Regions from separate parts of the Homo sapiens genome. Here region 2 is linked to region 1. The links are chromatin loops, found by intact Hi-C in ENCODE. Cell type or tissue: endothelial cell of umbilical vein. All regions are shown on one strand. Each heading gives the region's core, and the rest is flanking DNA. Links, peaks and the distances in the headings are about the cores only. Region 1 overlaps LOC105377490 (a long non-coding RNA gene). Region 2 has its middle 79 kb from the start of FBXW7-AS1.

Region 1 (8,342 bases), core at 280-8,279:
CAGCTTTGAAAGCCAGTGTTCTGGAGAATTAGCAGACTTGTACTTTTGATGGACCTTTCAGTGTGAGAAGACCAGTTGAGATGGTCTCTAAAGCCTTCTCCTCCCAGCCCAAAACCCCTGGCTCCTTCCCTTGTTTGCATATGATGTGGTTGTTGGTTGCTTTCCCCTGGAACTCTCTCTACAGCCCTATCGAAGAGTAGTTCTGGGAAATAGCAGCTAACAGCATTCTCTAACCCCACATTTCTCTCTCACCAGCAGTTGGTGTACATTTTGTAGTCCTAGTGTTTTTCTGAAAATAAAGACAGACAAAAAATTGGGGTGAGGAATTCTGCCTTCTCTCTTTAATCCATCAACATTACACTAATGGCCCCAAACAGCAGACATAGACCTTTTTCTGTTTTCTTTGTCCAAATCTCATTGTAGCTGTGCTATGCTCTCAAGGTGGACTAAAATCTAATTAGTTGGAGTTTTTGTTTTGTTTTGTTTTTTGGCTGCCACAGAACACTATTGTCCTAGATTCAGATTCCTGTCAACTAAGTCTTGTTCACATAATAAACCATGTCTATTCCATCCTGTACTTACACGGGAACACTGTGGGGCACGAAGTTAAAATTTCCCAGTTAAATTGCTTCTTGTTTGGATTCAGTGTATGCCCCTGATGATATCATTTTGGGTCCTGATGATCTCATTTCCCTTGTTCACCACTCCTCCCGCCAATTCAGCTTTTGAGCCTTTGGTATAAAGGAAAGAGCAATGACTTTGGGTTCTAGGGCTCAAATCCCCAGTCTCTGCCTTCATCTCAGTGTACCTTCAGGAAAGTTATTTAACCTTTCTATAACATAATATCTATCCCACAGTTTTATAAAAATTCAATTAAATGATATTATATACGTATATATCACATCTTGTCTGACACGTAGTGGGCATGTAATAAGTAGTAATCATGAACAGCAACAACAGCAAAATATGTGACTGGACCAGGGGGAAAAAAAGCTTTTTTCACCACTAGAAACACCCCTGTGGGCTGAGAGTTTCCATGATCACAACCATTAAGTACAGCCACTCAAGCAGTTCCCAAGTTTTTTAATTACTTGGGAACCATCCTATTTTTATTTTTCTTACCTTCAACAACATCCTGAGAGAACTATCAAATGCTTTGTTGAAATCCAAACACAAGGCTGGGCGCGATGGCTCATGCCTGTAACCCCTGGGAGGCTGAGTCAGGAGGATCACTTGAGCCCAAGAGTTCAAGACCGGCCTGGGCAACATAAGGAGACCCTGTCTCTACAAGTAGAAAAAAATTAGCCAAGCATGGTGGCGTATACCTGTAATATCAGCTTCTTGGGAGGCTGAGTTTGGAGGATTGCTTGGGCCCAGAAGTTTAAGGCACGGTGAGCTGTAATCATGCCACTGAACCCCAGCCTGGGCAACAGAGCAAGACCCTGTCAAGAAAGAAAGAAAAGAAATAAATAAAAAAGAAGAAAAGAAAGAAAAACAAAGGAGAAGGAAGGAAGGAAGGAAGGGAAGGAAGGAATCCAAACACACAATTCAGTTGACCTCTCAGGACTCTGGTCCCAAGAGCACCAACGAAAAAGAAAGAGGAAGAAGAGAAGAATTGAGATCAGCCTGGTGCGACCTGTTCCTTGTCAGCCTGTGCCATGTGCTCATGGTCCCCACATTCTCCACAAAGTGCTCAACAATTAACCCTTCCAAGATCAATTCCTGTGCAAGCTGGACAACATGCTTAACTATCTGTAGTCTGTAAAATGAACTGGTTTTCCATCTCGAAAAATGGTGAGATGTGCTCATGGGCATTTTTTTTCCCAGCACATCTTCATTTCCCTAAGATTCTTTAAATTTCAAGAAGCAATGACTGAGAATCTGATTTGCGAATTGCCTCAGTACCTTGCAACATCATTAATTTATTCCAGAGATCTGAACTCATTAAGAGCAGCCACATGCTTCTTAAAAGCTCACTGGCGGGCTGGGCACGGTGGCTCATGCCTGTAATCCCAGCACTTTGGGAGGGTGAGGTGGGCGGATCACAAGGTCAGGAGTTTGAGACCAGCATGGCCAACATGGCGAAACCCTATCTTCTACTAAAAATACAAAAACTAGCCAGGCATGGTGGCATGTGCATGTAATCGCAGCCACTTGGCGGGCTGAGGCAGGAGAATTGCTTGAATCCAGGAGGCAGAGGTTGCAGTGAGCCAAGATCGCACCACTGCACTCCAGCCTGGGTGAGACTCTGTCTCAAAAAGAACAAAGCTCACTGGCTTCCATGTCACTGGCCAGAGCTCATTCTTTCTTTGCATTCTGTTCTACCATTCTCCCTGTTGGAGAAAACAGACAAAAGGAAGTCTTGCAGAGTTCTGCCCTCTCCAGACTGCCCAGCTACAGTTTCACCATCAATTCCAAGCTCTAGATCTGCCGCTGTCTTCCCTGAGCTTCTTGTCTGGAACCTCATTAAGTCCTTTTTGTTGTCTTTAGAAGTTTTTTGCATGCCTCAGCTCATTTTAGACTTTCACCTTCCCGATATACCTCTTGTAATCATTCTTGGTTGTGTGTTTTTTCTCTGCAAAAGTCTTTGTGAAACCTGAGCTCATTAAGTCCATCACAGCTACTTTGGCTTCTTTAAATACTTCCAAATTTCCTCCCTTCTCGGAGACTGTCGTGGTTGCAGAGACTGAGTTCATTTCTGAGAGCTTTTCACTATCAAGAAAGTTTCTCTCTTGTAGGGTCACATACCACAGAAGTGCACAGTGGGCCTGTTTTGTCTCTGGCCCTATTGATATTTGCCTCCCTAATGGCTTAAGTAGGTGTCCAACCGTATCCAGATTTTCTCTTCTTGCCTATAGAAAACCCCAGGATGACACCTTTTTCTTTTGGACAGAATACGGTGTATAAAGTAGTGAGTTGCATGCTGCCTCCTGCCCTTTTGGGAGACCAGCGTACAACCCAATGAGCTTATCAGAGAACTGCTGACTGCAGCTGGGCAAGCTATAAATTAAAAGTCTGGGATCTTTCTTTTTTCTTTTCTAAAAGAACCCTTTGTGAGTAATAATAATCCTTGTTAGATCTTACTGAGTGCTGATGTTTTTGCCAGGCAATTTTCTAAGAACTTGAAAGGTATCATTTCACTTAATCCCTCCAACAATGCTTTTGGGTAGGACCTATTATTGCTTCCATTTTATAGATGAGGACACTGAAGCACAGAGAGGTGAAGAAAATTTTCCACAGTCATGGAAGAAGTAATGGTGGGGCCATGATTGGACTTGACCCACTAGTCTATGTCCTTGCCAACCACATCATATGGCGGTATCTCCAATCTTGTTATTATCCCATGGGTATTTTTACACCTATGCTGGATCCTGTATTTATCTCCATTAAGTATTATCCATTGGTCTTTTTATACCTTTGCTGGATCATATATTTATCTCCATTAAATATTTCCCTGCCAGTTTCACCTAGGACCTAGGGCCTATAAATGTCTTCTTGAATTTTGATTGTCTGTAAATTCATTGAATACTTCCACTTTTATGCCAGAAATCCTGGCTTTCTAAATCTCCCTCTATTATCCTTCTTATGACTACACTGCCCTTCAATAATTTGTTTATATGTCTGTGAGTTCCCTGATATAAGGGGCTATTACTTATTCATTTTTGGTGTCTGTTGAATAAATGAATGAACGAATGAATGAATCCCATGTATTCATTCACATTCTCGACTTTTAAGAAGTGTTGAGTAGGCTGACTCTCAGGGGAAACAATAGCATCTGGGTTTTTCAAGAATGATGCTATCTTTTTCCTGGTGGGGTTGACCTTTCCAAGTAGGCTGCCTGGTGGAGTGTCATAAAACTCCCTCTTCTCACAAATTATCCCACATGCCTGCAATTCCACAATGAAAGATTTATTCCTTTGACCTATGTCTTACCAGCCATTTCTACCTTAGTCCCCACTTCCCCAAAGAAAAAAGATTTCCTAGATCCTAGAGGAGGAAGCTTAAAGACCATGAAAACAGAGCAGAGGAACCCAGGGGACCTCGGAGAGGAGCCCAGGGCCCGCACGGTGTACTGATGGTGACTGCGAGCCGTAAAATAAAGCCCTTGAATAAAAAAAGAAAACAAATAGAAGTGTTCTGTTAGATGACTCTCAAAGCACTTTCCAAGGAGATGTAGGCTCATCATTTTAAAGCAGGGAAGAAACTTAAACCAAACCATCTTCTTTGAAAACGAAAGTCTTTATCAAGGCTATTTTCTTAAAGAAAATAGCCTCAAAGGCCTTGGTGAAACACCTGAGGAATTAGAGCAGACGAGGTCAGTTTAATATGTGTCATGTGTGTGTCTATAAAGATGTGAACCAAATTGAACTGTACTTATCAGCAAAGTACTGAATCGGCAGAAGAGCCCAGCTGCACCCCAAAGTGGCCACTTCTGAGAGCCTGTCGACAGCTTTATCTTGGCCCAGTGCCTACCCCTCTTCTTAGCACATTTTTGACTTCCCAGCTATCCACACCCCGTGTTGGTTTAGAAATAAAAGGTTGCTGTTATCTTAAGTGAGCGATTTAGCCCTTATTTAAGCATTTCTTTAAAAAAAAAAAAAAGTTCCATCAGCATGCTGAGGAGCAGCATCCCGGTCTTCCTTTTGCTGCTGACTCTCCAGGGGTCTCGGGTCAGCAATTTCAGCTCCCTCTGCCTCAGTTTCTGCATCCGGGCTTAGGGATTAGGGGCAGGGGAGGAGGAAGTGATGGCTACATTAGCAAAGTGCTTTCTACCATTTCATTACTCCATTAGGGTCTTCCTTCCTTTCCTCCTCAATGGGGTATTTTGAGAACTAATGAGATAATGGCCTGCAAGTGGTTGGAAACCCCTCAGAGGGTGTTAATACCCAGGACGCCGGTCTCACTTCCTCCTAAACTAATTCCAGTTATCAACAATGCGCACACACATTCAGATCCGAGGAGTGACCTCACTTGGAGACTCGGCGGCCAAAGCCACACACATTGCCTCACAGCCATTGATCACAAGAGACATCCACATTATCTACCAGTTTTATTCTAATCTTCAAAGCAAATATACAGCAATTCTGCATGATCCCAAGAATTGCATATTTTAAAGTGACAAATAATAAATAAATAAATAATAGAAAATCACTCAATTCTGATCTGGAAACAAGAGGCTGCAAAATGTACTTGCAGTAAGCGTGCTTTTAGAAATCCAAATTCACATTGAAAAAAATCTATTTGTGTGTAGATTAAGATATTCATAAGGAATGCTCCACTTCCTGTGATGTCTGCCTCTGATAAGGATACCAGAGTAAAGGGAGTTTACTTGGAACTGCATAACATGAAAGGAAAAAGACCTGGTTCTTTAACAGTCTTGTAGAGATCAACTTAATTAACTGATCAATTTGGAGTGGAACAGGTTAGAAAATCCATTCAAGTATCGCTGATGAAATTGGCAGGTGAGTTTGGTGCAGATAGGTGGGGAGAGGGGAGAAAGAGAAAGACAGAGAGAAATGAATCTCATGCAAGTAATTCCTTCCAGGTCTCTGGTTGGTAGATTTGGAGGACAGCCCCCTCTCCAGTTTCACAGCTTTGCAAAATTTAACTGTTTCTCTGTGTTCCGCTGAAAAACTTCATTTCAGAATCCTGCAAATGATTTTGTCTTCTGTTCATTTGTGTTAGGAATTTAGAGACTGACATCTGAGCAGTGCAGGCTGTGGGAATTAGGGAAATAATGTTAGAGCTATTTAGATTTCTGCTTTTCATTCAACAAATATAAGGGGAAGACTTTAAATATTAGATGGAGGAAATAAAATATGGATAAAGAGGTATTCAGACTAGGTCTTTATGGAACAGTAATTGCAAACCCTTTCCAAGTCTTTCTCCCAATTGCTCCTTGAATATTGAGGCTGCCTCTTTTAGTTTCTGTGGCTAAGTTCACCTCTGTAGCATTATGTCAGGCAAAGAACTATGAACACAAACAGCTCCCATTAGGGCTCTCAGCCCCAGGGGTCCTGACAGCTGGGAAGTGTTGCAAGTAAACTATTACAAATAATGGATAATTGAAATTTATCAATGATTTATTACACAGACTATAAGCAATATTTCAGGGTTATTACCATGAGGATACCTCTCATTCACCCACATTCCAATTTAATTTTACTTTCTTTTTCCTGTCTTTTGGACCACAGATCCACAGAGTTGAATTAATTCTACTCTTTAGTGCATGGTACACTCATGGATTCATCAAATGCCCTTCAAAAGTGCCGTTGTTGTTTTCCCTCCAACTCGCTCATCCCACTCTCATTCCCCCTCCTCCAGATACCCTTACTCCTATCTTTATGTAGATATACGGACATCCTTGAATAATATATAATATTACTTTGTGTGTGCATGTTTAATATCTAATTTACAAAAGGCAATGGGCTATAAATCTCATTCTCTCTGTTACTTTTTTCATCCAGCTCTGTTTTTTGGAATATCTCCTTGCTGTTATATTGAAATCTAATCATTATTGCTGACTGCCTTGCATCCAGCACAGTTGCTTCCTCCATTGCCCTAGGGATGAACACCTTGGTTGACTCTACCACACACACACACACACACATATACACACACACGCATAGATCGTGCTGCAAGGACCACCCACGGAGATGTCCCCTCACAGATCTGTGCACGTCTGTCTCTGGGGGCTGCACTAGGAGTGGGATTGCCGAAGCATAGGATATTACACTCCCACCAGCAGTGTCAGAGGGCTCTCTTTTCCCCACATCCCTTTCAGCACTTGATATTAATAAGGTTTCCAATTTCTGTCAATCTAATTATTTTAAAGTGGATCGTGTTATAATTTAACTTTGCATTTCTCTGATTACCAGTGAAGTGGGTATCTCTTCACATGCTTAATAGCAATTTGGGTTTCTCCTTCTACAAACTGCCCATATCCTTTGCCTGTGTAGCTCTTATGTGAGTTTCCAATCCTTTTTTTGCCAATCTGCAGGAGTTCCTTGGGTCATCAATTCCTTATCGATTTTAGACACTGTGAACATCTTTCTCCATGCCATTGGAGGCAGGTTAACTGTTTTGAACCGAAATCTTTAATTTTTTAGATAGTCAGACCCATCAATTTTCCCCTTATGGTTTATGTTGTTTGGGTATTGATTAAGAAATGTGCAGAAAACTACAAAGCCACAAAGATAGATGCCTATAGACTCTTCTGTAAGAATTGTGTCTTTTCCCTTCATACTTGGGTCCTTAGTCCATTTGAAATTTATTTTTGTCTATATGGAGAGGTAGGCATCCAGCTTTGGTTTTTTCCATAGTGAGTCATTTATCCCAACACTATTCACTAAGTGATCCAGCTTCCTCCCACGGATTTGGGAAATGGCTCTATTATATACCAGTTTCCCATGGATACATGATTGGGTGTCCAGGTGCATATTCCATTTTTTGGTTAGTTTGTCTATTCCTGCACCACTACCCCACAGTTTTATTGTGGTAGTTTTGAAATATGTCTTAACTAATGTGTTTTCTTAAGTGAGAGAGAAGGGTAGGGTTATATTAGTGGACTAGGAATGGTACAGAATCCCACAGCCTCTCTCATCCTTGTCATAGCCCGTAATTCCCATATAAGGTCGCTCATGGGAAGGGATCCTACATGAAAATTTCATCTGCAGTCTATGTCAAAATGGGGCGGGGGAAGCTGAAACATCTAAGAGGTCACCTGTTTGCCGTGCACAATATCCTGGAATTAAATTCCGTAGCTTTCAAAATAAGAAAGAGTGTCAATATTTTTTTATTCTTTCTTGAAAGTTAATACCTTAAGAACCTAGAACACAATTCTTCTGTGGAAATCACAGAGCTTCAGGAGTTATTTCATTGGATTGCCAAGAGTTCCTAAGCGGGTAATTTGTATGCAGCAATTGAGGGGCAAAGTGGTTAATAATAAGCCTAACCCCAACATCTACTAACTAGTTTTACTAATCTGTAGTGGAACTGAAACTAGAACCCAGATCTCCTGGGAGTTCCTCTTCAACTTTACAAATACATGTCTAATGCTCCCTGTGTGCTAGGCATCATTACACGGAGTAGAAAAATGAGTTAATAAACAAGGTCTCTGTCTACATATTATTCAGTCAGTGACTTGCCTGGGCCCTGGCTTTGTACTCTGAATCATGGAAGAATGGACCTATTATGAAGTTATGAAGATATTTAGTCGATCCTATCAGCCAGAGGTCAATTCAAATACATTTTACATAGACCGGCTGACAATCAGCTAAAAATTCCAAAGAGACTCTGCTGTGGTGGATTAACTGGCCAAATACAGACCTAGTCTATCACTC
Region 2 (8,342 bases), core at 61-8,060, 53 kb after region 1:
GCTCTGTCTGAAATGAGCATAGCTATTTATGCTCTTTTGATTAGTGGTAACATGATATATTTTTCTCCATCCATTTATTTTTAACTGATTTGTCTTTATATTTAAAGTGGGTTTTTTGTAGACAATATATTGTTGGGTCTTGTTTTTTGATTGACTCTGACCATCTCTGTCCTTTAATTGGTTTATTTAGATGGTTGACATTCAAAGTGATTATTGATATAGTTGGGTTAATATGTTCCATATTTGTTACTGTTTTCTATTTGTTGCCCTTAGTTTTTTTTTTCCTATTTTTGCCTTCCAATCTTTTCTGCCTTTTTTTCATTTAAGTTGAACATTTTATATGATTCCATTTTCTCTCCTTTTTTAGTGGTTCTTTTTACTTTTTCCTTTTTACCTTTTTATTTTTTACTTTTTTTAATGGTTGCCTAGAATTTGCAATATACATTTACAACTAATCCAAATCCATTTTCAAATAGCACTATATCACTTCACAGGTGGTGTGAGTACCTTCTAATAAAAATAATTCTACAATTGATCTTAGCCAAAAGGCCGAGAAGCAATAATAATAAAAATAATTCTAATTTCTCCCTCCTGTACCCTGTATCATCTTTTACTTTTTAAAATGTGGCTACTGGAAATTTTAAATTACATATGTGGCTTGCATTTGCCACTAGCTGTATATTTGGACAGGATACACAACATGATATGTATTGGACAGTGTTGGTCTAGATGAGCTCGAATTGAGCGTTGACATTCCGTGCAGCTTGCAGACAGATTGAGTATTGACAGGAAGTGCCACTTGACTCAGTCTTAGAGAAAGGCTTTGGTCTGTGGCCAGAACCCAGGCAACTCCCAGCAGGAAGTCTCACCCACCCAGAGCAGGGGGAAGCTTCAGAGAGAAGAGGTGAACTCTGGAGAGCTAGGCCCTAGCACAACCTCAAACACTTTCTATAACAAATCTGGACAGTGTTTAGTCATTTAAAAAATCTTGAAGGTAGTTGTTTACCATCCCTGGAGCTTCTGTTAGATCGTCTTTGATCTCCTCTGGCCAGCATACACAAACTGATGGTTTTCTGGGCAATTTGACATTCCTGGAATGATACTTTTGAAGTGAGTTTTCTTTTTGCTGCAAAGACTTTATTTGGGGAACCATATTTGAGTGAGTGAAAATAGCAGTAAAAATGGTCAAATAGTAAAATAAATAGTAGTAAAAATAAATTTTATATTCCTCTCTTCCTCTTTTCCTCTATGAGTAAAAATAAATTTTTAAAAATCTCAGCTGTCTCTGCTAATTGTACTAAATAGGCCTAAAACAAATAGAAAAGCTTCCTAGAAAGTTGTCATAAACTTCAAGTCCCCGTGATTTTACCTTTTACTTTTGCTTTTTATTTATTGATACCTGTCAGGGCCCCTCCTACTTCATCCTGGCATTTCTCTTCTTTCCAGTCCCTGCTTATGACCTCTCTTCTTCTGCGACATCACTGGCTGCTGCTTCTCAGTCTTCTTTGCTGGTTCCTCCTTACTTCCCCATCATCCTGCCATTGGAGTGCCATAAGGCTCAGGACGTGGCTTCTCTTCTGTGTCACCACTCCCTAGGTGGCTTCCAGCAGTCTCAAGGCCTTCTCACACACCAGCATGTAAGTGACACCAGACTCTCATCCCCAGCTTGGACCTCTTCCACTAACCTCCATACTTATATCTCCAACTGCCTATTCCATACTATCACGTACATGGCTAATGAGCACCTCAAACTGAATAGTCCAAGCTCAACTCCTGGTCTTCCCCACTGATCTGCCCCTCCCAGAGTCCTGCCCCTGTCAGTGAATGGACACTGCATCCTCCCTGTTATCCAGGACAAAATCCTTGGAGTCGTCTTTGTCTTTTTTTCTCTCATATACCCTATATCCTCTCCATTAGCAAAGACTGTTGGCTGTTCCTCCAAATATATTGAGAATCTTACCACTTTCCACTGGCTTCACTGCCAGCACCCCGATGTGAGATGCCATCCCCTGTCCTCCGGAGGAAGCCGCCTCCCTGCGGGTCTCCTGCTTCCACCGCTTCCCGCTCAGAAGCTGCGCTCAACACAGCAGACACAGTGAGCCTTTTAAACTATAAATGAGATCAAGTCAGTCACCCCTCTGCTCATGCAGAGTAACACATTACAATGACCTAAAATGCCCTACACGATCTGACCACTGGCCTTGCTCTTTCTTCCTTCACAAAACATAGATCAAAATTTGACGCAGTAAATATTTCCTTTATTGTCTGTTTCTTCCCACTAGAATATAAGGTTCTTAAAGACAGGGGCTTTGCCTGTTTTTCTCAGGCTGAATTCTCAGCAGCTACAACAGCGCAAGTAGTTTTGAATAAGTTAATAAATGGGTAGTAGGTGTTCCATTCAGTGAGTAAAAGATGACTGAATGATGAAATGAATTAGTGCATGCCTACGTGGGGCTTTATTTACCTCCTTGAGAACCCAGAATGACACCTCTGTGCTTGTGCTAGTGTGGAGGGGGAGGGGGCATTTGTGGAAGTGTAGTGTGATTTTAATGCCCCCTCTTCTTTTCTCTCATCTATGCATTTATTCATGCAGCTGCTATTCACAGGTGTGGGCTTACACTGTGCTATGTACAGGGCCCATACTCATGGTTTTCCATGAGCTCCTCGGAAGACATGCAGACATATGACCTTAGAAGGGAGGCAGGTGCTGATGTCGAGGTGTTCCTGAGGAGCATGAAGTCTACATGAGGAAAGCATGAGAGGCCAGGAAACACTTCTCCCAGGGGTGGCAACTGAGCTGAGCCTTGAAAGATAAAGCGAAATTCTTCATGTGAGCAAAGATAAAACAGTATTCCAGAAAACAGCATTCTGGGAAACAGGAACAGAGACTAGAGACAGCATGCCACTTTTGAGGAACTGCGAGTCAGCAGGCATGCCAAAAATCCACACCAAGCATCAGCGTTCAGAGACACCAAGTGGGGGAGGTGGGCAAGGGAATGTCATGAAGGGCTTGTTCACCATGCTAATACATTGCTCACATTCTCTGAACAATATGAAGGATTAAGCAGATTAACACGATGAGGCAAGAAAACAGTAATACAATACAGATCAGTGAGTGCAAAATTTGAGCTATGCACGGGATTCTATGGAAAGATGGAGGGCAGGCAGTGCCTAAGTCAACATTCTAGCGGGCTGGGGCAGGAAGGAAGAAGGAAGTGACAAAGCATTGCCTAGGAGGGGACACAAAGGAGAAGCCAAGCTAGGTAGGCAGGAAAGACAAGGGCTTTCCTGGGAGAGGAACAGGAGGTTTCACAGGCAGAGCATGGGAGAATGCTGGGCACAGCTGAATGCCCACCAACCCCATTTTCTCACCACCCACATTAATATCCTTTCCTAAAACCTAAAAGGGCTGCCTAAATCCTTTTATTGTCCACAAATTCCATAATCCTACTTCTCCTTGATCTTCATTATAGAACCAAAGAATCACAATGCTAAGGAGCTGGAGGGCATCTTTGAGTGCATCTCGTCCGTGGCGTTCCACCTTCCCACTTAAGTGTCCTGAGCAGTCGGGGAAAGAACATTAACCCATTTTTTTGAAATTGCTTATTATATTCTTTAAGTGCAAAATTTGCATTCTGAGTCAAAATGTCAGTATTTGTTTTAATATAAAAATAAGTGTTTCCTAAAAATCTTCTAGTAAGATTGATCCTCCCCAGGAAGTTGAATCCATCTTTACCCACAGCCACCCAACCTCTAACCACATCCCCAGGTCTGTAGGCACCCTTGGGAAATCTCTGATTTTCAGATGAGGACACACAGGCCAGCAGAGAGGGTAGGCCATCTGCCCGAGGTCACACAGCTGGTTAGATGCAGAGTGAAGCCCAGAACCAGCCCGGGAAATCTCCTCAGACCCTCCCCCAACAGGGTGCCCCCCGCCCGCCCCCCGCCTGCCCTTCCTTCCTGTTCCTGCATTTCACTGACTGCTCTTCCTTTGCCCCATCTGGGGCTCCTGGGCCCCCTTGAGGGTTCCAAGGACTCTGAGGCAGAGGGGATAGAGTGGAGGGGACGCCCCATCAGGAGAGAAGGTCACAGAAGGCAGAGGCGCTGAGCAGCCCTGGCCCCACCCTCTCCTGCTGCAGCTTCTCATTCCTGCCTGGGAGGATGAGGCTCCAGCAGCATGAGATCAAAAGGTTTATGAGGCCTTTTCGGCTGTTCTTAATTAATTATACCTTTGCTTCCTGGAGGCACTTAGAACACATTTCTGAGAGTTTGGCTTAAAGCACAGAGGAGGAAACCCACAGTTCCAGTGCCTGTCCCAGAAGGCCTCCCACCATTCGTTTTCATCTGTGTTGAAGGTTTTGTGAGCACCTCCAGCAGGGCTCCTTGAGTGGACATGCCCGGACTTCACTCCCACAAAGGCGGAGAGTTGCTGTTTGGAAAAAGTCAGTCACTCTACAGTCCTCTGAGTCAGCCAAGTGCAGGAGAAAAAGCTAGGAAGCTTGTATTGTTTCTCTCCAAAACACAGCAAAGCTGACCTGGATCCACCCTTCATCTAAAACCTGTCAGTTATTCCCATTGTTCCCCGGATAAGGAAATCCCCCTGCCATGGACCATTAGGAGCTGAGTCAGCCCCAATCTTATCATTCCAGACTCCACCTGCACCCCTCTCCTTCCTCTGTCTACTCTAGCCACAGTGATGCCCTTTTCTCTCTTCCCCATGCCCCTCCCCCTGCCACAGGGCCTTTGCACCTGCCATATCCTCATCCTGGAAAGCTCTTTCCCCCACTTTTTGCCTAGTCTTACTCTTCTTCATCCCTCAGCTCTCAGCTCAAAATTTTCTTCCTCAGAGAAGCCTACCTGGACCTGGACCTCCCCAACAGTCAAACCTTTCCTTCTAGGTTCTCAGAGCACCAGACGTCTTTCTTCACACTTATCATAGTCACAAATTTACATTTGTGTGTTTGAGTACTTGATTACTATTTATCCCTCCCACAGGCTGTATGATCCCCAAGGGCAGAGTCCACATAAGGATTTGCTCAATCTCATATCCTCATCACCTAACATACCTAGCACATAATCAATGCTTTAAAATGTTTAAATAAAAAAAATTAAATAAAAAAACAAATGAATGAATAGTACATTTAGTAAGTTCAAAGTATGAGTTACTGCATGAATGAACATGCCTGGAATTTTTTATAAAGGTCTTCAGGACTCAGGATTTGATCCTTGAGCCTGCACATCTGTTGGCAGGCACTGACTGTAGGTGAGTAATACTTAGCCACGTTACCTCTCATTACTCATAATTGAGTTATCCATGTCTCTTATATGCCTGTTGTGGGTTAGTTCTCTGTTATACACCCTCTTGGCTGCCCTCTTTCCCTCATTATCCTCCTCTGTTCCAGTCATCAGAAAATCCTGCCAACTCCACTCCAAGATATATCAAATTCCATCAGATATACAAAAACTCAAAGAGTTTATCACCAACAAACTATGATAAAGAGAATTTTTAAAAATATTCTTTTGGAAGAAGGAAAATTATCTCAGAGGGAAAAACTAAGATGCAAGATGAAAAATAAGCCAAAGCATCAAAAAGAATAAAATACTTAGAAATAAATTTAACCAAGAAGGCTAAAGACATGTACACTGAAAATGATAAAACACTGATGAAAGAAATTGAAGACATGGTAAATGGAATAATATCCATGTTCATGGATTGAAAAAATTAATATTGTTAAATTAAATTGCCCATATTACCCAAATTGATCTATAGATTCAATTCAGTTCCTATTAAAATTCCAGTGACATTTTTCACAGAAATAGAAAAAACAATCCTAAAATTTGTACGGAATCACAGAAAACCCTACATAGTTAAAATCTTGAGCAAGAAGAACAAAGCTGGAAGCATCACACTTCCTGATTCCAAATTATGTTACAAAGTTATAGTAATCAAAACAGTATGGTACTGGCATAAAAACAGATACATAGACCAATGGAATAGAACAGAAAGCCCAGAAATAAACCCATCCATATACAGTCAACTAATCTTCAACAAAGGCACCAATAATGCACAATGGGTAAAGGATGGTCTCTTCAATAAGTGGTATTGGGAAAACCAACTTTCTACATAGCAAAAAAAACAAAAACAAAAACAAAAAAAAACCCATAGTTTGATCCTTATCTTACATCATACATACAAATAAAGTCCAAATTGACTAAGACTTAAACGTAAGATCTGAAACTGTAAAACTCCCAGGATGAAATATAGGGAAAAATGTTTATGGCATTTGTCTTGGCAATGATATTTTTGGATATGACCAAAAAAAGCATAGGCAACAAAAGCAAAAATAAATGAAGTTAACTACATCAAACTAAAAAGTTTTTGCACGACAAAGAAAACAATTGACAAATTGAAAACACAATCTATGGAATAGAAGAAAATATTTGTAAACCATGTATTAAAGAAGTTAATATACAAAATATATAAGGAAGCTATACAACTCAATAGTGAAAAGAAAAAAACCCCAAACACACAGACACACACACACACACACACAAATAACTGGGATAACAGTGAACAAAGGATCTGAATTGACACTTTTCTAAAGAAGACATACAAATGGCCAACAGGTATATATAAAAAGAAGCTTAACATCACTAATCATCAGGGAAATGCAAATAAATACCACCATAAGATATCAGCTCACACCTGTTAGGATGTCTTTTAAAACATCAAAAGATAACAGCTGTTGTGACAATATGGAGAAACCCTTCCACGCCATTGGTAATAATGTATATTGGTACAGCCATTACAGAAAACAGTATGTAGCTTCCTCAAAAAATTAAATATATAACTACCATATAGTTCAGCAGCTTTGCTTGGGATAGCTACACTCCCATGTCTATGGCAATATTACTCAAAATAGCCAAAATATGGGAAAAAAACCTATGTGTCTGTCACCAGCTAAATGGATAAAGAAGATGTGATTGATACACACACACAGAGGAGGAATGTTATTCAGCCTTAAAAAAGAAAAGAATCTTGCTATTTGTGACAACACGGATGAACCTGGAGGACATAATGCTAAGCCAGACACAGAAAGATAAATGTCGTATAATCTCACATATATTTGGTATCTAAAAAAGTCAACATCACAGAAACAAAGAGTAGAAGGATGGTTACCAGGGGCCGCAGGGTGGGGGAAATGGGGAGATGTGACCAAAAGGATAAACCTGCAGTTGCAAGAAAGCTCGAAAAAGTCCTGGAGCCCTAATGTACTGTATGGTGACCATAGTTAAAAAGGATGTATTATATACTTGAAATTTGCTAAGACTCATCTTAAGTATTCCCCACACACACATACACAAAGGCAACTATGTGAGGTGAGGAAAATGTTAATTAGCTTGATTGTGGTAATCATTTCACAATTTATACATATATCAAAACATCACATTGCATACCTTAAATATATACAATTTGTATTTGTCAATTATACCTTAATAAAGCTGAGGAGTAAAAAATAAGAAGAAATGTAAGCTAAGAATAGGCAAATATGCAGCTAAATCTAAATGAATACTTGTAGGAAGTTACAATAACAATGCATAATTTTAGAGATTTTTTTTAAAGCAGTCAAAAATAACATATAAGATGGGAGGGGTAGTCAGACTTAAATGTGCTAAAAGTTTATGAAAAGAGTAGAGATACTAAGTAACTTTAGGCTTTGTTAAGTACAATTAAACTTTAAAGGGTAACCAATAAAAAAAAGAAAATCGAGTTTATCTTTTCCAAAAAGTAATGGGGAAAATTACTTTTCCCTATAATTATATAAAAAAATTTCAATCTCAAAAAGACAAGAAACAAAGAAAAAAGTATTAAAAAGTCAAGTAAATAGCACAAGATGGTATAAATAAGTTAAAATACATGAACAATCACAATAAATGTAAATGGACTAAAGTTAACAGTTACAGATTGTCAAATTCTAACATCCAGCTATATGCTATTTATAAGAGACATCTAAAATATAAGAAGTGGAAAGATTGAAAGTCACCTATTTAAAAAGCATATTATGGAAATATTAACCCCCCAAATAATATATATTTATATTAATATAGATAAAATCAACTTTAAGCTTTTTAAATATTAGTAAGTCACTAAATAATGATAAAAATATTAAATTCACTAGGAAGAGATCACTTGAATCTTGCCCAAACTAGTAACATAGCATCAAATATACAAATCAAATTTGGTAGAATTACAAGGAATAACTGACCAATCCACAAACATAGTGGGAGTTTCTCTGTGAAACTGATATAGCAAGCAGACAAAAAATCAATACAGATATAGA

What was found. Peaks named below come from ENCODE experiments on the same cell type or tissue, not always from the same donor. Only the 100,000 strongest peaks of a DNase experiment are listed, where the experiment ranks them.
Region 2: it touches region 1 in a loop (3-fold over the local background); 5 of 110 quality-filtered maps call a loop at or near these places.

What each region holds. Positions count from the first base shown.
Region 1 is chr4:152,201,952-152,210,293 of GRCh38, forward strand. LOC105377490 (a long non-coding RNA gene) reads right to left here. Exons shown (of 3, transcript NR_188450.1): 3 at 5,036-5,717. Among named protein-coding and RNA genes, the nearest start is that of LINC02273, 110 kb to the left of the region's middle. In endothelial cell of umbilical vein, for the core only: no CTCF peak of the experiment used is centred there; DNase peaks (open chromatin) are centred at 4,980 and 5,150; H3K27ac peaks cover 1,122 bases.
Region 2 is chr4:152,254,782-152,263,123 of GRCh38, forward strand. No RefSeq gene overlaps it. Among named protein-coding and RNA genes, the nearest start is that of FBXW7-AS1, 79 kb to the right of the region's middle. In endothelial cell of umbilical vein, for the core only: no CTCF peak of the experiment used is centred there; DNase peaks (open chromatin) are centred at 820, 3,090 and 4,490; H3K27ac peaks cover 4,842 bases.